Linked DNA regions of Homo sapiens: region 2 is linked to region 1. Evidence: read pairs that join two places in POLR2A ChIA-PET (ENCODE). Cell type or tissue: Caco-2. All regions are shown on one strand. Links, peaks and the distances in the headings refer to the core of each region. The heading gives the core; the rest is flanking DNA. Region 1 has its middle 47 kb from the start of TAOK1. Region 2 overlaps NUFIP2 (nuclear FMR1 interacting protein 2).

Region 1 (10,806 bases), core at 4,534-8,533:
CTGTGTTTCAAAAAAAACAACTTTGTTAATCACTAGACCTGTGATAGATTGGGAGGATTCAAAGGTGGACAAGGCAAATCCTTAGAAGAATTTGCAGTTTCATAGTTAAGTAGACAATAAGCAGCAAACATGCCATGATAATGGAGTGCTATAACACAGGTAAGCACTGGATGCCATGGGGCAGAACATAAGGAACACCTAACTCGGTTCATAATTGGAAGAAAGGGAAGTCGGAAAGGTTCCTGAGCTGCTTCTTAAAAATAAGTATGGGCCAGGCACAGTGGCTCGCACCTGTAATCCCAGCACTTTGGGAGGCCGAGGAGGGTGGATCACCTGAGGTCAGGAGTTTGAGACCAGCCCTGCCAACATGGCAAAACCCCGTCTCTACCAAAAATACAAAAATTAGTCAGGTGTGGTGACAGGTGCCTGTAATCCCAGCTACTTGGGAGGCTGAAGCAAGGAGAATCACTTGAACCTGGGAGGCGGAGGTTGCAGTGAGCCGAGATCGCGCTGCTGCACTCCAGCCTGGGTGACAGAGTGAGACTCTGTCTCAAAAAAAAAAAAAGTATGATCAGTTCTTATGAGTACAGAAATAAACTCGCATTTATGGTCAATTGCTTTTCAACAAATGTGCCAAGATGATTCAATGGGGAAAAGAAAAATCTTTCCAACAAATGGTGCTAGGACAACTAGATATCCACATATAAAAGAAAAAAATTGGACCCTTTTCCAACACTACACACAAAAATTAACTCAAAATAGACCACAGACCTAAATGTAAGAGCTAAAACAATAAAAATCTTAGAAGAAAATATAGAAATATGTCTTTGGGAACTTGAGTTAGTTAAAATCTTCTTAGATACGAAACTAAAAGCACAAAGCAGCAAAATAAAATAAATAAAGTGAATTTCATCAAAATTAAAAACTTTTGTTCTTCGATGAAAGGCATCCAGAAAGTAAAGACACCTCTCAAGATAGGAGAAAATATTTGCAAATCAGATATCTTTTTTTTTTTTTTTTTTTTTGAGATAGAGTCTTACCCTATTGCCCAGGCCAGAGTGCAGTGGTGCAATCTCAGCTCACTGCAACCTCCACCTCCCCGGTTCAAGCGATTCTCCTCAGCTGCCTGTGTAGCTGGAATTACAATCATGCATTACCACACTTGGCTAATTTTTGTATCTTTAGTAGAGATAGGGTTTCCTCACGTTGGCCAGGCTGGTCTCGAATTCCTGGCCTCAGGTGATCCGCCCGCCTCAGCCTTCCAAAGTGCTGGGATTACAGGCATGAGCCACTGCACCCGGCCGTGCAAATCATATATGTTAAAAGGGATTTATATTTAAAATATCTAAAGAATCTTAAAACTCGATAATAAAAGACAACCTCATTAAAACATAGTAAAGAGAAGGATGAAATAAAATCATCTTTGTCACAGATGACATGATTATGTAGAAAACTGGAAATGACAAAAGAAACACTTGGAACTAATAAGCAATTATAGCAAGTGATGATAGTTGCAGAATGCAAGGTTAGTATACAAAAGTCAGCCAGTTGCGGTGGCACGAGCCTGTAGTCACAGCTACGCGGGAGGCAGAGGCAGGAGGATCACTTGAGCCCAGGAATTCAAGGCTGCAGTAGGCTCCATGGAGTGGCTCATGCCTGTAATCCCAGCACTTTGGGAGACTGAGGAGCACAGATCACTTGAGTCCAGGAGTTTGAGACCAACCTGGGCAACATGGTGAAATCTCGTCTCTACAAAATATACAAAAATTAGCTGGATGTGGTAGTGCATGCCTATAGTCCCAGCTTCTTGGGAGACTAAAGCAGGAGGATCGCTTGAGCCTGGGAGGCGAAGGTTGCAGTGAGCTGAGATAACACCATTGCATTCCAGCCTGGGCAACAGAGTGGGACCCCCATCTCAAAAAAAAAAAAAAAAAAAAAAAAAAGCCAATGACTTTCCTATATCTCAGTAATGAACAAGTGAGCAAGACTCCATCTCAAAAAAAAAAAAGAAAGAAAGAAAGAAAGAAAAAAAAGATAGCAAGCACAATTTCATTTACATTAGGCACCCTCCAAAATGATTTTTTTTTTCTCATGTGGAGTTTCACTCTTGTTGCCCAGGCTGGAGTGCATTGGCATGATCTCAGCTCACTGCAACCTCTGCCTCCTGGGCTCAAGCAATTCTCCTGCCTCAGCCTCCCAAGTAGCTGGGATTACAGGCATGTGCCACGACACCTGGCTAATTTCATATTTTTAGTAGAGACGGGGTTTCACCATGTTGGTCAGATCCACCCGCCTCAGCCTCCCAAAGTGCAGGGATTACAGGTGTGAGCCACTGAGCCCGGCCTGAAATGCTTTTTTACAAGAGCACAAATCCACTTTTATTTATTGACTTTTCATTAGTTTAAATCCTTGAGGGGTACAGCATGAGGGTACAGCATCACTTGGATTCTGTGTCCAATAGCCTTAGCAGGAAGATTGCTTCGGAATTTGGCACAAGCCATGCCACTGTTTCTGTGGGCCAGAGTTACCTTTCCCCAGATTACTCTGGTTTTGTTTGATTGCCGCCAGGAGTCACTTTGTTGTTCTTTGCTTTGTATACATAAGCACATCTCTTGCCCAAATAGAATTCTGTTTCATCTCGGGCATAAACACCGTCAATTTTAAGGAAAGTTGTGTGCTCTCTGTTCCGGAGACCCTGCTTATAGCCAGCAAAAATGGCCTTGGACCACAGCTTCCAGACATATTTTCTTTTAGAAGTCTTGTTCCCAGCAGGATCCAAGATGGCAGGAAAAACCAAAATGAAATATTTTGATATAAATATATATATTTTTTGAGACAGAGTCTTGCTCTGTTGCCCAGGCTGGAGTGCAGTGGTGCAATCTTGGCTCACTACAATCTCTGCCTCCTGGGATCAAATGATTCTTCTGCCTCAACCACCCGAGTAGCTGGGATTACAGGCACCTGCCACCACACCTGGCTAATTTTTTTTTGTATTTTTAGTACAGACAGGGTTTCACCATGTTGGTCAGGCTGGTCTCCAACACCTAACCTCAAGCAATCCACCCGCCTTGGCCTCCCAAAGTGCTGGGATTACAGGCATGAACCACTGCACCTGGCCTATATTTTGATTTAAATCTAACAAAATATGTTTAAGATCTATGAGGAAAACTAAAAACTCTGATTTTAAAAAATCAAAGAAGAACCAAATAAATAGGGAGATATTCAATGATTGTGGGTAGAAAAACTCAATTATCAAGACATCAGTTCTTCACAACTTGATTTATAGATTTCAATACAATCCCAATCGAAATTCCAGCAAATGATTATATGGATATCAACAAACTAATTCTATAGCCAACACAATACTGAAGGAGAAGGCAAAGTTAGAAGACTGACAAGGTCAGAGGACTGATATTACCTGACTTCAAGACTTACTATAAAGCTACAGTAATCAAAACAGTGTAGTATTGCTGAGAAAATAGACAAATAGATCAATGGAAAAGAATAGAGACCAGAAAGAGCCCTGGCAGAAAAGTAGAGGGGGAGGGTGGTAGGATGGGGAAGGGAAGAGGGTGGAGAGGAGCGAAGAGTAGGGAGGGGAGGTGGAGGACAGGTAGAAGATTGAAAATGGATGGAGGGATGATGCCTGGAATACAAACCAGGATGTGTTCTAGAGCACTTATGGATAGGCTTGGAGAGAAGGCAGGACTCTTTTTCCTTTGAGACTAGGGAGAAAGATGGAGACTGCTGGTAAGACAGAGATAATTTGTTCAGAGGCAGGGCAAGAAGTTGAGGGAATCCCTGACTGATGTAACATGTTATTCATCCAGCAAATGATTATTGGGCAACATTTATGTGTCAAGCCCTAAGCCCAGTGCTAGAGATTCAGAGATGAATGAGATAAAGCGCTTGCTCTCTCAGAACTTAGAGTCTGGCCAGGCATGGTGGTTCACTCTTGTAATCCCAGCACTTTGGGAGACCGAGGCAGGCAGATCACTTGAGGTCAGGAGTTTGAGACCAGCCTGGCCAACATGGTGAAACCTTGCCTCTACTAAAAATACAAAAAATTAGCCAGGCATGTTGGCATGCGCATGTAATTCCAGCTACTCAGGAGGCTGAGGCAGGAGAATCGCTAAAACCCAGGAGGCAGAGGTTGCAGTGAGCAGAGATCGTGCCACTGCATTCCAGCCTGGGTAACAGAGCAAAACTCTGCCAAAAATAAAAAAAAACTTAGAGTCTAGTGGTCTCTACTTCCTTTTTTCTTTTTTCTTTTTTTTTTTTTTGAGAAGGTCTCACTCTGTCACCCGGGTGGAAGTGCAGTGGCATAATCTGGGCTTACTGTAGTGATTCTAGTTGCAGGATATAAGACATCCTGGGGCTCAAGTGATTCTCCCACCTTGGCCTCTGGAGTAGCTGGGACTACAAGCGCCACAACACCTGGCTATTTTTTGTAGAGACAAGGTCTCACTGTGTTGGCCAGGCTGCTCTCGAGCGATCTTCCTGGGCTCAAGCGATCTTCCCGCTGTGGCTTCCCAAATGCTGAGACTACAGGCATGAGCCACTGCACCCGGCCCTCTACTTTCTTTATGAAGTAGAAGATAAAGTTTTGCTGGAAGGAGGTGTGTGGGAGACTTAGGGGACTTGAGTAGAGTGGCGAATATTTAGAATACTTTTTCAGGAAATGAGAAACCAAAAATGAATAGGAAAATGTTGTAAGAATTGCTGCTTGCCATGGAGTATCCAGATGAGAACAGATATGTTTATGGTAGTATGAATCCAAAAAGCGATGTTATTTTTTTCCTACTAAATTTCTTTCTTGTTTTTTTTTGAGACGGAGTCTCGCTCTGTCGCCCAGGCTGGAGTGCAGTGGCGCGATCTTGGCTCACTGCAAGCTCTGACTCCCGGGTTCACACCATTCTACTGCCTCAGCCTCCCAAGTAGCTGGGACTACAGACGCCCACCACCGCGCTCGGCTAACTTTTTGTATTTTTAGTAGAGACGGGGTTTCACTGTGTTAGCCAGGATGGTCTTGATCTCCTGACCTCGTGATCCGCTCACCTTGGCCTCCCAAAGTGCTGGGATTACAGGCGTGAGCCACCGCGCCCAGCCTTTTCCTACTAAATTTCAGTAGCCCAGATGAAGTAGCAGAGGAGATTGAGGGATAGATTCATCTGGAATTGGAAGTTTATGAGGCAGTTGCAATAGAAGGACAAGGAAGAGAGAGAGTTGACAGTGCTGGCAAAAGAAGAATTGAGCTGATCAATTACTGGATGGGACATTAGTCTCTTTCAGTTGGCAAGAAGCAGAGATACCCTTAGTTCAGGTTATCACAAAGTCTGAGGTAGAAGATAATGGCACTGAAGTAGAAGGCAGGAAGCCCAGGAAACTTGTTCCACAGACAGGCATCAGGGAGAAACGAAAACATGCCTAGAATAGGATGCAATAGATGTTCTAGTCTATTGAATAGAATTTCACCCTAATGTCAGCTCTAATCATCTGGTTTGCTTCTACTCTCTCAGAAGTAAATGCCCATTTACTCCTTTTTCCGGGAATTCTCCCATATTCATAACTCAGCTTCTTACTGCCTAGTTTCTCTCTCTCCTCTTCTGCACATACTTACTACTTCTCCCTGTTTGTATTAATTTTTCTGTGACTTGCATCCAAATTCCCCCAAAAGAGGACTTATTGAGTCAGTTAGGTTCATCCAATATGGACCACATTAAAGACTTCTGGTCTTCCCTTATGTTTAGCCTATAAATGTTTATCTTCTGCTATTTTATAGATTTCTGATCTAATCAGCCACAACCAGGGTAACACAATGATGATGCTGGAAAAAGGTCCCAACCCAGACCCTAAAAGAGGGGTTCTTGGATCTCATGCAGAAAGGAATTCAAGGCAAGTCACAGAGTGCAGCAAGAAGAGATAATTTATAGAAAGCTACTCAGTTACAGAGTAGGGCATCCTTAGAAAGCAAGCGGAGGAATGAGCACTGTCTTTGTTTTGTTTTGTTTTGTTTTTGAGACAGAGTTTCGCTCCTGTTGCCCAGGCTGGAGTGCAATGACGCGATCTCAGCTCACCGTAACCTCCGCCTCCCGGGTTCAAGCAATTCTCCTGCTTCAGCCTCCTGAGTAGCTGGGATTACAGGCATGCGCCACCATGCCCGGCTAATTTTATATTTTTAATAGAGACAGAGTTTCTCCATGTTGGTCAGGCTGGTCTCAAACTCCCGACCTCAGGTGATCTGCCCGCCTCAGCCTCCCAAACTGCTGGGATTACAGATATGAGCTACCGCGCCGGCCGCTTTGTTTTAAACTCTTCTTATATAGAGGTCTTATCTATGTAAAAGCTAAGCTATGTCTACATGCAGGTAGGCTGACAGCATGACAACATTTATTACTTTGTTGATTTAAAGATAGTTATCCTTGGCATTTTAGTGCGTAAGTACATCAAAGCATGACTATAATCATCTTAAAAGCATATATTGTTATGTGATATCGGGGCATCTGGACATTCTGTGGTTGCAGGAGTTTGTCCTTGCAGGCATTATTAAGCTGCTTTCTTAGCCGTAAACATCTTGTGACCATGGGTCATGAACTGGTGAGGAATGTGCCTTGCTAGCTTTAAGATGGAGTATATTTTAAAATGGTGTCAACCTTGCTCTCTGATACTCCTGTTTCCCTAACAATTATATAACATACAGCATGGCCACCCCAGCCTACTTTTCTCAGAAAGGAATTGTGAGTAGAGCTTCACAGACCATGGAGGACTCCATCATAGAAAAGGAAAGAAAAGCAGGAGGGGGATTGATGGCCAGGTGTGGTGGTGTGTGCCTGTAGTCTCAGCTACCCCAGAGGCAGAGGTAGGAGAATCGCTTACACCTGGGAGCTCGAGGCTGCAGTGAACCCTGATCACGCCACTGCACTTCAGCCTGGGTGATGGAGCAAGACTCTGTCTTTAAAAATGTGTGTATATACATATATAGCTCCATAATCTTAAAGAACTTGAGTATTAGGAGTGGGGAAATGAAAGAGCTAGAAGGAACGATAAGGAATTTCAGATTGTTAGAAGAGTGAAGATAATGGGATGGTATAAGCCAAAAAATGTTGAGGACAGAATCTTAGGTGGCTCATCCACATGAATAAAGTTACACAACTCAGAAGATGACAGATGCCGGGTTGAAAAAAAGCCAGATTATCGAAGTTTGCAACAAATGTAGAGGCAAGTCTTGGAAGTCAATACAAAACAATGATCAGGAGAGATAAAAGGTAAGATGAGGAAAGCATGGACTGCAAAGGAGGATAGTGTAGTGGTTGGAAATGCATCTGAGGAATGATGACATAATCTCTCATCCCCAAGATGCAGGGGACATGAGGGAATGCATAGGGAAACATGTATGTTATGTAAGACAAAATTAATGCATAGTGTATATTAGGAGGTGCAGTGATCTATAAAGTAAGTATATAAGACACAGAAAGTACCATTCTATTGTTTCACAGCTTTTGTCTGAAATTAGTGTATGTGGTATAAGAAACATTAAATTGGCCAGGCGCGGTGGCTCACGCCTGTAATCCCAGCTCTTTGGGAAGCCGAGGTAGGCGGATCACCTGAGGTCGAGAGTTCGAGACCAGCCTGATCAACATGGAGAAACCCCATCTCTACTAAAAATACAAAAAAATTAGCCGAGGTGGTGGCGCATGCCTGCAATACCAGCTACTCAGGAGGCTGAGGCAGGAGAATCACTTGAACCCGGGAGGCGGAGGTTGCAGTGAGCTGAGATCACACCATTGCACTCCAGCCTGGGCAACAAGAGCGAAACTCCATCGCAAAAAAAAAAAAAAAAGAAACATTAAATTTCAAAATTAATGTTTATTTTGCTAATAGTGTTAGAGATGAGGTAATTAAGCATCCTCATTTTACAGAAAGCTTCAGAAGGTTTAGTGATTTCCTTAAGGCATGCAGGTGATTAAGGCTGCCCAGGCTGGAGTGCAATGGCGCAATCTCAGCTCACCGCAACCTCCATCTCCCGGGTTCAAGGAATTCTCCTGCTTCAGCCTCCTGAGTAGCTGGGATTACTAGAATTTAGAAGTATTTTTTAAGCACCTTGACCTCCCAAAGTGCTGGGATTACAGGCATGAGCCACCACGCCCAGCCTAGAATTTAGAAGGATTTTATGGGGAGGATGATATTGTTGGCCCAGACCTGTTGAACTGTTAAAGTGTTAAAGTTTGATTTGATTTTTTTTTTTTTTTGAGACAGAATCTCGCTCTGTTGCCCAGGCTGGAATGCAGTGGCGCAATCTTGGCTCACTGCAACCTCCACCTCCCGGGTTCAAGCCCAGATTTTTGTGCCTCAGCCTCCTGAGTAGCTGGGACTACAGGCAGGTGCCACCACGACAGGCTAATTTTTGTATTTTTAGTAGAGATGGGGTTTCGCCATGTTGGCCAGGCTGGTCTCACCTGGCCAGGCTGGTCTGACCATGTTGGCCAGGCTGATCCTGACCTCAGGTGATCCCCCCGCCTTGGCTTCCCAAAATGCTGGGATTACAGGCATGAGCCACTGCGCCTGGGCCCCTGTTTGTTGTTTTTTTGTTGTTTGAGACAAGGTCTCACTCTGTCGCACAGGCTGGAGGGCACTGGCACCATCAAAGCGCATTGCAACCTCAACCTCCCTGGTTCAAGTGATCCTCAGCCTCCCAAGTATCTGGGACTACAGGCATGGGCCACCACACCCAGCTCATTTTTCTTTTGTAGTGATGGGGTCTCCCTGTGTTGCTCAGGCTGGTCTAACTCCTGGACTCAAGTGATTTTCCTGCCTTGGCCTCCCAAAGTGCTGGTACAGGTATGAGCTACAGCACCTAGCCCTCTTTGTTTTCTTCTTTTTTTGTTTTTTTGAGACAGAGTTTTGCTCTTGTCACCCAGGCTGGAGTGCAATGGCATGATCTCGGCTCACTGCAACCTCTGCCTCCCAGGTTCAAGTGATTCTCCTGCCTCAGCCTCCCAAGTAGCTGGGATTACAGGCGCCCACCACAATGCCCGGCTATTTTTTTTTCTTTTTTTGAGATGGAGTCCTATTCTATCACCCAGACTGGAGTGCAGTGGCGTGATCTCAGCTCTCTGCAACCTCTGCCACCTGGGTTCAAGCAATTCTCCTGCCTCAGCCTCCTGAGTAGCTGAGATTACAGGCACCTGCCACCGTGCCCCCCTAATTTTTGTATTTTTAGTAGAGATGGGGTTTCACCATCTTGGCCAGGCTGGTCTTGAACTCCTGACCTCGTGATCCACCCGCCTCAGCCTCCCAAAGTTCTGGGATTACAGGTGTGAGCCACCGCACCCTGCCAATTTTTGTTTTTTGGTTTTTTTTTTTTTTCAGACGGAGTCTCGTTCTGTCACCCAGGCTGGAGTGCAATGGCACGATCTCAGCTCACTGCAACCTCTGCCTCCCGGGTTCAAGCGATTCTCCTGCCTCAGCCTCCCAAGTAGCTGGGACTCCAAGTGCCTGCCACCATGCCCAGCTAATTTTTTGTATTTTTAGTAAAGACGGGGTTTCACCATGTTAGCCAGGATGATCTCGATCTCCTGACCTCATGATCTGCCCGCTTCGGCCTCCCAAAGTGCTGGGATTACAGGTGTGAGCCACCATGCCAGGCCCAATTTTTGTGTTTTTTTAGTAGAGATAGGGTTTCGCCATATTGTCCAGGCTGGTCTCAAACTCCTGACCTCACATGTCTGGGAGGCCCGCCTCAGCCTCCCAATCTTTTTTTCTTAATAAACTTCCTTGTAAACCAGAGTACAGTTTTCAAGACCAGCTCCAGCTCCACTCCTAATATTCTAGTTCTGAGTAGCTCCAGCTACTCAGGAGACTGTGGTGGGAGGATCCCTTGAGGCTATGATTGCATCACTGCACTCCAGCCTGGGTGACAGAGTGAGATCCTATCTCTAAAAAATAAAATAAATAAATAAATAAATTTCCTTGTAGCAAAGAGACACAGTCAAAATCAGTCTAATGATCTTCAAGCTGTTTCTAAAATTAGGAGCTCCATAAATATTGTGGTTGATGATTATGGCATTTCTCCCATGGAAGGCATATTTTAAAGTAATGGTTGACGAAATACATCTCCCTTTCTCTTTCACTTTCCTCCTCTACACATGCAACTCTTGGATGACAACTTAAGCCAATCACTATATCTCGTATTCCTTTAACTCCTCTCACTCCCAGATTGGTTCAGGAACAGGAACGTAATCATATGACCCAACTAAGGATATTCAATGCTAATAAGATTAAATTTTTGGAACTTTTTCCAGCTATCAGGGAAATTGAGTCTCTTTTCTACTGGATGGAAGTACATAGCTTCAGGACCTATTAGCAGCCAGCTTGGCACCATGAAAGGATAGCCTGCCCAGAAATGGAGTCATCACCAAGGAAGAAGATGTCATTTGAACCCTGGATCAAGTTTCTTTCAAGAAGAAGCAAGAAACTGTTTCACTGGCATATGAGCAATAATAAAGTCTTTTTTGTTGTTGTTGTTTTTGCTGTTAAATCAGTTCTAGTTGGATTTTCTACCATTTGTAACATACAGTCCTAACTGATACAGATAAGTTCTGGTATACAAAACCATAGTAACCATGTTTCTGTTTTTTTTTTTTTTAAGACGGAGTCTCACTCTGTCACCCAGGCTGGAGTGCAGTGGCGCAATTTCAGCTCACTGCAAACTCTACCTCCCAGATTCAAGCGATTCTCCTGCCTCAGCCTCCTGAGTAGCTAGGATTATAGGCATGCACCACCACACCAGCTAATTTTTGTATTTTT
Region 2 (10,806 bases), core at 2,957-6,956, 61 kb before region 1:
CGGCCTCCCAAAGTGCTGGGATTACAGGAATTGAGCCACCACGCCCGGCCCCCCATGTGCTTTATAAGGGTAAAAGTTGCTTGGAATGAAACTGCTACTACTATGATAGTAATAGCTTGGAATGAAACTGCTACTACTATGATAGTAATAAACAATTTCTGGTTTTGCTACTATCATTATAGTAACAGTGTCTGCTCTTCTTACAGCATAGATGGTTATTTCCCTCACACTCAGGACTTAAGCTAGTGAAATCTGGAAGTTAAATTTTAACTTCCAAAAATTCCTTACAAGTGATCTTTCACCAGTATCAAGGTGAATATATTATTACTGTATTCATAAAGCAGACATCATGAAACATCAAGCAGTCAGTATGGGTACTAAACAGCCAGTATGAGTTCTCTCACTGGGAGAAAGGGGACCTTATCCCATATTAGGAATTATTTGTTATATTCATTACTATATGTCCCACATCATTATATCCTCATAAACAAGTACCCTTTCCAAATCTAGGGAATCCAACCAGGGCTAAAACCAAGGCAAATCTTAAAACTGTCAAATTTGCAGGCACACATTAATAAGATTATTAGAAAGACAGCTGTGATGTCAAATAGGCATTCAGGAAGCAATTGCAATGAAATGCAGTAAACGTGAAAATACTTATTCACATTGTGTTTAGAAGAGAAAATTTAATATTCAGATCCTTCTCTGAACAATGTCCAAACTGTACACCTAGTCCTTGTCAATTTTATGGATTAATCATAATTTGTCTCTTCATATCCTGTTTCCCAAATCTTGTTATGTAATCTTATCTGTTCCCTTATGCCCTTTCCCAATCTAAAAGCTTTTTAAAAAATTTTTTTTAAAATTCAGATCATTTACATGGTTGAAAATACAAAGCAGAAGACCTTTATTATACCTCTGCCTGCACTATTCCAAGAAACTGATCTTCTAGTCAACAGAAAAATGGCTTCCAGTCTACCCAAATTGGTGCCATATTAATCTACCTCAACACAGATCTGTAAGTAATTGCTTAATACCAACTGTTGTATGTTTTTGAGACAGGGTCTCACTCTGTTGCACAACCTTGAGTGCAACAGCACGATTATGGCTCACTGCATCTTTGACCTCTTGGGCTTGGTGATATCCTCCATCTCAGCCTCCACATGCCACCATGCCCAGCTAATGCTTCAAATTTTTTTGTAGAAATCAGGACTTGCTATGTTGCCCAGGCTGATCTCAAACTCCTGAGCTCAAGTGATTTTCCTGCCTCACTTCAAAAATGCTAGGATTATAGGCAAGAGCCACAGTACCCAGACTATTTTTATTTTCATTTTTTGAGGTGAAGTCTTGCTGTGTCTCCTAGGCTGGATAGAGTGCAGTGGTGTGATCTCAGCCCACTGCAACTTCCACCTCCCAGATTCAAGCGATTCTCCCACCTCAGCCTCCCAATTAGCGGAGACTACAGGCCTGCACCACTATGCCTGGCTAATTTTTGTATTTTCATAGAGATGGGGTTTCGTCATGTTGGCCAGGTTGGTCTCAAACTCCTGACCTCAGGTGATCCACCCGCCTCAGCCTCCCAACGTGCTGGGATTACAAGTGTGAGCCATGTCCGGCCCCAGCCTATTTTTAAATGAATATTCCAAAATGTCAGCATTTCAAATGCTTCATATCCTTCAGTGCCATAACAGCCATGTAAGACAGATCAACCCAGTTTAAATTGGCACTGTGACCAAACACACAACTCATATCAATTATTATTTCCAAAGACTTGGCTTCAAATGACTTTCAACCATTTCAAAATCAAAAGTTTACTTCAAAAAGTTAGGATCTAGTGTTCAAAGCTTTTAAAGTCAAGTCAAAGAGAGGCTTGCTAAGCATTCTGAGATAACTACTTTTAAGAAGGCACAGTTATATGTCCCAGGTATGTACACTAAGAGCCATCACAAGCTAAGCATGGTGGCTCATGCCTGTAATCCCAATACTTAAGGAGGCTGAAGCAGAAGGATCACTTGAGGGCAGGAATTCCAGACCAGCCCAGACAACATGGGTGGTAGCGCAAACCTATGGTCCCAGCTACACAGGAGGCTGAGGCGGGAGGATTCCTTAAGCCCAGGAGTTCAAGGGTGCAGTGAGCTAGGATCATACCACTGCATTCCAGCCTGAGTCACAGGGTGAGACCCTGTCTCTTAAAAAAGAGCCATCACAGCCAGGTGTGGTGGCTCATGCCTGTAATCCCAGCACTTTCGGAGGCGGAGGTGGGCGGAGAACTTGAGGTCAAGAGTTCAAGACCAGTCTGGCCAACATGGCGAAACCCCGTCTCTACTAAAAATACAAAAAAATTAGCCGGGCACGGTGGTACATGCCTGTAATCCCAGTTACTCGGGAGGCTGAGGCAGAATCGCTTGAACCCAGGAGGCAGAGGTTGCAGCGAGCCAAGATCGCACCATTGTACTCCATCCTGGGTGACAGAGTGAGGCTCCGTCTCCAAAAAAAAGAAAGGAAAAGAAAAGTTAGGACAGGCATGGTGGCCCACACCTGTAATCCTAGCACTTTGGGAGGCTGAGGCAGGAGGATCCCTTGAGGCCAGGAGTTCAAGACCAGCCTGGGTAAAATACACAGACACCGTCACTATATGTATATATACATATATAAAAAATACAAGAATTAGCTGGGCAGCCGGGCACGGTGGCTCATGCCTGTAATCCCAGCTACTAGGGAGGCTGAGGCAGGAGAAATCACTTGAACCTGAGAGGCGGAGGTTGCAGTGAGCCGAGATCACGCCACTGCACGCCAGCCAGGGCGACAGTGTGAGACTCCATCTCAAAAAAATAAAAATAAAAAAATTAGCTGGGCATTGCGGTGCACACCTGTGGTCCCAGCTACTCAGGAGGCTGAGGCAGGAGGATCACTTGAGCCCAGGAGCTCAAGGCTACAGTGAGCTATGACCACACCACTGTACTCCAGCCTCAACAACACAGCAACACCCTGTCTCAAAAAAAAAGAGAAAAGTTAATGGCATAACATATTATATAAAAAGCTAAAAGAGGCCAGGCATGGTGGCATACACCTGTAGTACTAGCTACTCAGGAGGCTGAGGAAGGAGGAGAGCTTCAGCCCAGTTCCAGGCTGCAATGAGCTACGATAGTGCCACTGCACTCCAGCCTGGGTGACAATGAGATCCTGTCTCTTTAAAAAAAAAAAAAAAAAAAACAGCTAAAAGGAAAATCCCACACAAGGAATTAGAATCCACACAAATCCCGCCACCCCCCACCCTTTTTTTTTTTAGAAGGAGCCTTGCTCTGTCGTCCAGGCTGGAGTGCAGTGGCACGATCTCAGCTCACTGCAACTTCCACCTCCCGGGTTCACGCCATTCTCCTGCCTCAGCCTCCCAAGTAGCTGGGACTACAGGTGCCTGCTACCACGCCCGGCTAATTTTTTGTATTTTTAGTAGAGATGGGGTTTCACTGTTAGCCAGGATGGCCTCGATCTCCTGACCTCGTGATCCACCCTCCTTGGCCTCCCAAAGTGCTGGGATTACAGGCGTGAGCCACCGCACCCAGCACAAATCCCCTTTTTATGCTCTATTGTATCTTTACTTCATACCCTCAATTGTACTTAACACTCAAATTTTTAAAAATCCATAGTACGCTTAAGGTTCCAAGTAATTGCTTAATCTAAAAACTTCCTGTATTAAAAAAAGCCCTTGCCAGAAGCTGCCGCCATGCACTTGGACTTCCCAGCCGCCAAAACCTTGAGTCAAATAAACACCTTTCTTTGTTGGGTGCAGTGGCTCACACCCGTAATCCCAGCACTTTGGGAGGCCAAGGCAGGTGGCTCATGAGGTCAGGAGACCAGCCTGACCAACACGGTAAAACCCTGTCTCTACTAAAAATACAAAATTAGCCAGGCATGGTGGCGTGCACCTGTAATCCCAGCTACTCAGGAGGCTGAGGCAGGAGAATCGCTTGAACCCAGGGGGCGGAGGTTGCAGTGAGCCAAGACTGTGACACTGCACTCCAGCCTGGGCAACAGAGCAAGACCCCATCTCAAAAAAAAAAAAAACCACCAAAAAACAAAATAAAAACACCTTTCTTTATATAAGTTAAATAAATAGTGCACCATTCTTAAAGAAGTGACATAACGCACTCTCTTACCCACTATTTCCAAATTAAGTTGCTGAAGGGCTTATTTTTGAAGTCAGGAGAAATGCAGAGAACTTCCAATTCTAAGCCCAACTTCAACTACTCACTTAGAGATTACTACTGAACATCTGAAAACTACACTAAAGCACAAAGAAAATAATACAGATGTTCTTAAAGGATATTCCAGTAGCCCAACTGATTATTACTTCTTTTAGAGTTAACTTTAAAAAAAAAAGGCTTCACTTATAAAAGATCTCCAAATATAATTCAAGTAAAGAAAAATGAGTGGCCAATGGACTGCTAATGGACCAATCAACATTTGGCAGGAATTCAAAGAACTTGCTACTCTGGAACCCAATTGAACTGAGTATTATTTATTGTTCTAGAGGGGTAAAAATTTTGATGCCAATCTGATTAATTTCCAATCATGTCCAAATACAGAACTCAAGATGACACTTTACCTACAGCAAATTTTTTCATTAATACCAGCAAAACTAAATATAACTGCACCCATATAGGGGTATTCAGCTTATATAAATACCACTGATTTCATATTCAGCTAGCCCATGGATAGGGAAAATGCATAAAGAGTAAATTCAGGTTAACATTCCAATTTAAAAATGGCCTGCAATTCCACCTAATAGAAATTGTACATAAGAACTATTAACCAGTTACCTAATGGAACATATCCTACACATTTTGTTGTTTTGTTTTGAGACACGGTCTCACTCTGTTGCCCAGGCCTGAGTGCAGTGGTGCAAACATAGCTCACTGCAGACCTGGATCTCCCAGGGACAAGTGATCCTCCCTCCTAAGCCTCCCAAGTAGCTGGGACTACACATTGTTGCCCAGGCTGGTCTCAAATTCCTGAGCTCAAGTGATCCTCCCACTTCGGCCTCCCAAAGTGCTGGGATTACAGTCATGACCCACCACACTGGGCCTCCCAGAATATTTTGGAGGTGGTAAGAGAACACAACACAACCAGATACCCTCTCAGGCTCACACAATGATCGCCAGTGCAAAATACTTCGGTAAACATTTTCCAGTAATAGTCTCTAGAGGGCAGACGGCACAGAAAACAATACCAAAAAACCCAACTCTCCTGGCAGAGGTTAACTAATGTATAACACATGTCTTAAAAAACGAAGCATTTATCTTTTTGCCCTAACATTGCTAAAAACAACCAACTCCTGTATTTACCTTCAAAGAGCAGAGCTGGAGAATAAGTGAAATCAGGTAAATGTTATCTGTGAGGATTCCTAAACTTCCATTAAGCAATTCTACTACTTCCATTTTTAAGGAAGTAAAATGATATTAAAAGGACATCTATTTATTATACTCAATGTCTTCCAGCTTGCAGATAAGGAAACGTATGCAGACTAGGAAATTTGCTTAGAAGTCACAAATCACTTTGTTATTCATCCCTGAGGCAGTATTTCTTCCAGAGAGAATATGGTAATTACCCAATTCCCACAATCTGGTATGGTCCCCTTTCCCTGCAATTGTAAGTCACTGCCTAAATGAGCCACTGTTAAAATGGGAATGTGCACTATGTATTAAGTGTGTACATGCATGCATGGAGCATACATTTCTGTTAGAGAAAGGAGGAAGAGGTAGGAAAGATGGGAAGACTGAAACCCACTGTTCTCAAAAGCAAAAGGATATAAACATCATCGTTAAACCTCATTATTTGCTCTAAGGATTTAGATTACAGTTATGCCATACAGCGAATTTTTCTTTAAGACACAAACAAACCACATTCTAAGAAAGTGATTAACATGAGGCCTGGCACGGTGGCTCACACCTGTAATCCCAGCACTTTGGGAGACCCAGGTGGGTGGATCACCTGAGGTCAGGAGTTTGAGACCAGCCTGGCCAACACGGTGAAACCTCATCTCTACTAAAAATATAAAAATTAGCCAGGCGTGGTGGTGGGCACCTGTAATCCCAGCTACGTGGGAGGCTGAGGCAGGAGAATCACTTGAACCCGGGAGGCGGAGGTTGCAGTGAGTCAAGATTGCGCCACTGCACTCCAGCCTGGGTGACAAGAGTAAGACTCCATCTCAAAAAAAAAAAAAAAAAAAAAGAAAAAAAAGAAAAGAAAGTTATTAGCGTGAAACTTGAAAGATACCTGGTTCCCTTTAAACTTGGGCTTTAGGGCTATGAAAAGGAGAATCCCAAGAGCCTGGTCTCAACTATGCTAATCATACTTGACACTGTGATTTGTCTAACTTATTTTCCAGTTACAAACTGGCATCCATTACTCCAAGACTTATCAGTCTCCTCTTCAAAAACAGTGCTTCTACTCATTTTAATCAAATTAGAACTATTAAATGAGCTCACTATTAAAGACGCATATGATATAAAAAGCAAAGGAGAGGCTGGGCACGGTGGCTCACACCTGTAATCACAGCACTTTGGGAAGCAGAGGCGGGCGGATCACGAGGTCAGAAGTTTGAGATCAGCCTGGCCAACACGGGGAAACCCGTGTCTACTGAAAATACAAAAATTAGCTGGGCGTGGTGGCGCATGGCTGTAATCCCAGCTACTCGGGAGGCTGAGGCAGGAGAATCACCTGAACCCAAGAGGCGGAGGTTGCAGTGAGCCAAGATCACACCACTGCACTCCAGCCTGGGTGAGAGAGTGAGACTCTGTCTCAAAAACAAATAAGCAAATGGGTGTGGTGGCTCACACCTGTAATCCCAGCACTTTGGGAGGCCGTGGGTGGATCACAAGGTCAAGAGGTCAAGACCATCCTGGCCAACATGGTGAAACCCCGTCTCTACTAAAAATACAAAAATTAGCCGGGCATGGTGGTGCGTGCCTGTAATCTCAGCTACTCAGGAGGCTGAGGCAGGAGAATCACTTGAACCTGGGAGGTGGAGGTTGCAGTGGGCCGGGATTACGCCACTGCACTCCAGCCTGGCAAGAGAGTGAGACTCCATCTCAAAGAAAAAAAACACAAAACAAAACAAAAAAGCAAAGACAAAAAAGCCACGGAAGGAGAACATATGTTCAATAAAATTTTTTTTCAAGCACTCAGTCAAGAGAAAATATAACATCAATACCTTTAAGCAAGTTCTCCTCACTTCTGTTCTTTGAACCAGGTAGGTCAATTATGTTTGTATTTTTAAAAATCCTTTTAAGTTGGAAAAGTGAACATTTCTTCTAAATTTTAATCATACTAGTTCCAAGGACCCTGAATTAGTTTGACACCAGCTGCTTATCCACATTGTCATTCTCTTAAAATACTCTTAATATGAACAACTAATTCTCTTAAAATTCTCTTAATATAAACAATATACTAAATTGGCCAATAAAAATCTTTGTATAGGAAACAAATGAGTTACCTTTAGTGTGATATACAATAGCAGCCCTCAGGTCAAAAGAACCCCAGCTATCATTCCTTTCTAGGCCTCTCTGGTATCTCTGTTCTTTGGCAGAGCCTAACAAAGTGTTCGTAGGAGAGGCCAGAGGATTTTGACTTTCTATCTCGTAGTCCTTTGAGAGAAACACTAAAGCACCTTGACTACTGGTGTCTGCTTTCTGCAGGTCACCTATATGACTGGGTTCCAAGGATAAGGCTCCACTCTCACTAGTAGTCCCAGATTTTAGAATGCTACCCAGAACTTGAGGACTAGTCCGTTTCTCCAGCTCGTAAGCCTTGGGAAACACAGGATGCTCAGTTCCTGAGGGAATTATTTCAGCACCCTGTGAAACCAAAGTAGCAGGATATTCTCCTTGAAATGTCACCTCCATCACTTTATGCTCTGATGACTTCCCAGTAACAGTCTCAGGGCCAGCACTGGGCTCATTTATAAATGATAAACCCCACTGATTCTGGAAGATATCCCCCAGGTTTTGCTGATCTGTCTGAGAGGGCAGATCCACTTGTGCTGTGCTCAACAGCATAGTTTGCATATTTGAAGGATAGATAAAAAGGCTAGTCTTAATTTGTTCAACAGCTGCTGAAGTTAGACTCATGTCCTGGAGAACTGAATCTGTCCCAGAAGAGATGGGTGTTAGAGTATTAGCAGCAGTAGTTAGCAGTGGCTGACCCCCTGGAGGATAAACATTTCCATCAGTCCCTGCTAAAACAGGCCCATTAGAAAAGTTGGCAGAAGTAACAGATTTCAGCGCTGACATAGGGACCTGGGATAAGCGACTTGATGATTGGGTCTGAGTTTCCCCGGTAGATGATGAAGATGATGAAGATGAAGTTGGTGACACAGAAGAGTTCTGTATAGTTTTGTTGAGGTTTTCCTTAACTTTGCTTGCATAACTTATTTTAGGAACTATTTTAGCACTGCTATTGTCCACTGGAAAAACTGGGGGTGGTTTAAATAGGGTCCACGAGTCCTCTTTGGAGGCAACAGCTGAAGCATGCTTTCCTTTGGGCCGATCATCAAACTTTTTGCTGCTCACACCAGGTTTACTATCTGAGCTTTTCCGAAGCATATCACCCACAGCAGGTTTTCCTCGACTTGTTCCTCCAGGCCCAGTTTCATACTTCCAAATGGGCTTCGAACCATCTACTCGATTTCCCTTTTGTTCACTATAGTCAGGCTTGAAAGTTTCAAGTCCCTGTTTTAAGGTTGGGACACTGGTCTCTTGTTGCATTATTTTGTCCTGCACTATATTAAGGTTTTCACAACCCTTGGCACTATTGCGCCTAGCTTTCCTTTTTTTAGGAGTTGTATATCCGCTCTCAGATCCACTACCATCATTATCTGCTCCTTTACCCATATAACCATTAGTAATATAACCAGAATTATTTGTTACCACACCATTTGGAATTGGTATAGTATCAGACTTATCTACAGACTGATTCTCTCCAGATTTATTTTCATAAGACTTCCCATTCTTTTTGTCCATACTGTTTTTCTGAATGAAATTCTTGGTTTTAATTCCTGCTTTCCCAAAGGTGTTGGCCTTTACAGTCTGCTTCAGGCTAGTGTCTACAACTTGCTGGTTGCCATTGAGGACCCTGGAAATAGGGTTGGTGGCTTCATCAGAACTCAGGTTCTTTAAAGATATTTCTCTTTCTCCAGCATTACCGTTTAGTTCACCATAGCCTAGGGGAGGGGAAAAAAAGGATTAAAAAAAAAAATCACAACATGTAAATTACACTAATACCTAACATTTAAGAACTATTTACTGTATGCTAGACACTATGCTATGAGCTGTAGCTTTATATTATTTCACATCTCTATGAGAAGACACCTGTCAGCCCCATTTTACAGACTAGGAAATGCAACCTACTGCTAAGCAAAGCAAGAGGTAGAACTCAGCGAAGATTCAAACCAAAGTCTGAGGCCAGAGAAGACAAGACCTCTTAAGCAGTATGCCAAATACCTCTCATCTAACAGAATCAATCTACCCATCACTCTCACAAGGCTGTTATAAAATTTTCTTTTTTCAAGACGGAGTCTCACTCTGTCGCCCAGGCTGGAGTGCAGTGGCGCTATCTCCGCTCACTGTAAGCTCCACCTCCCGGGCTCACGCCATTCTCCTGCCTCAGCCTCCAGAGTAGCTGGGACTACAGGCGCCCACCACCACGCTCGGCTAATTCTTTTTGTATTTTTAGTAGAGACAGGATTTCACCATGTTAGCCAGGATGGTCTCGATCTCCTGACCTTGTGATCCGCCCGTCTCGGCCTCCCGAAGTGCTAGGATTACAGGCGTGAGCCACACGCCCGGCCTAAAATTTTCTTTACAATTCAGAGCAGAGATGCCCTCTGGGCAAAAATCAAGTTTTATTGAAACAGTAATTATTACAAGGAAATTAAAGACTTCATTTCTACAAAACCATAAATAGCTGGTAGTCACTATCAGCAGTTTCCAAGGCATCTATCAGACAAATATCTAACACTTGTCAACTTTTTCTAAAGTATTCTTAAATTTCATTTTGACATTTCCCAGATATTGGATATTGTTAATACGTGAAACCAAAATATCTACGTACCAATGTTTCCAACCTTTATAAAACATACTTTCTTCATTTTACATTTAGATAAAAAGACTTTAAGAGAGATGAAGTAAATTGCCCAAGTCAAAGTGACAGAACTGGAAATCTGACCGCCAGTCTATCTGCAATCCATGGTTTCCTATCACTATGTAATACTGCCTTGACTCAAAAGATGCAATGAGAAAATATTTACTAACAAAACAACAATAAAAAGAATCCAATTTTTTAGTGTTATGGTATTCAGGTTTAATTAAAAGTCTTCAACTGCCAGTGGATCATGTCTGTAAACATAGCACTTTGGGAGGGCCAAGGCAGGCAGACTGCTGGAGTTCAAGACCAGCCTGGGCAACATGGAGAAACCCTGTCTCTACTACAAATACAAAAATTAGCTGGGCGTGGGGCATGTGCCTATACTCCCAGCTGGGGGAGCTGAGGGAGGAGGATAGCTTGAACCCAGGAGGTCGAGGCTGCAGTGAACATGCACTGAGATGGCACAACTGCCTTCTAGCTTGAGTGACAAAGTGAGACCCTCTTTCAAGAAGAAAAGAAAAAAAAACCTTCAACTACCATAAAAAGTCAATTCTATTATAGGTGATTCAAATAGTTTTCCACTGTAACAAAATGGTGCTATTAGTTATCTACCTTTTTATGAAATGTTCATAAAAGCATCTTGAGGTCAAGTCATTAGAAACA

The links. Peaks named below come from ENCODE experiments on the same cell type or tissue, not always from the same donor. Only the 100,000 strongest peaks of a DNase experiment are listed, where the experiment ranks them.
Region 2: POLR2A ChIA-PET joins it to region 1 with 7 read pairs; 15 of 35 experiments call an interaction of 5 or more read pairs at or near these places.

Annotation. Positions count from the first base shown.
Region 1 is chr17:29,338,081-29,348,886 of GRCh38, forward strand. It overlaps the pseudogene RPL35AP35. Among named protein-coding and RNA genes, the nearest start is that of TAOK1, 47 kb to the right of the region's middle. In Caco-2, for the core only: no CTCF peak of the experiment used is centred there; DNase peaks (open chromatin) are centred at 6,291, 6,551 and 6,871.
Region 2 is chr17:29,278,497-29,289,302 of GRCh38, forward strand. NUFIP2 (nuclear FMR1 interacting protein 2) reads right to left here. Exons shown (of 4, transcript NM_020772.3): 2 at 7,496-9,220. Among named protein-coding and RNA genes, the nearest start is that of NUFIP2, 10 kb to the right of the region's middle. In Caco-2, for the core only: a CTCF peak has its summit at 5,209 (motif pointing right); no DNase peak of the experiment used is centred there.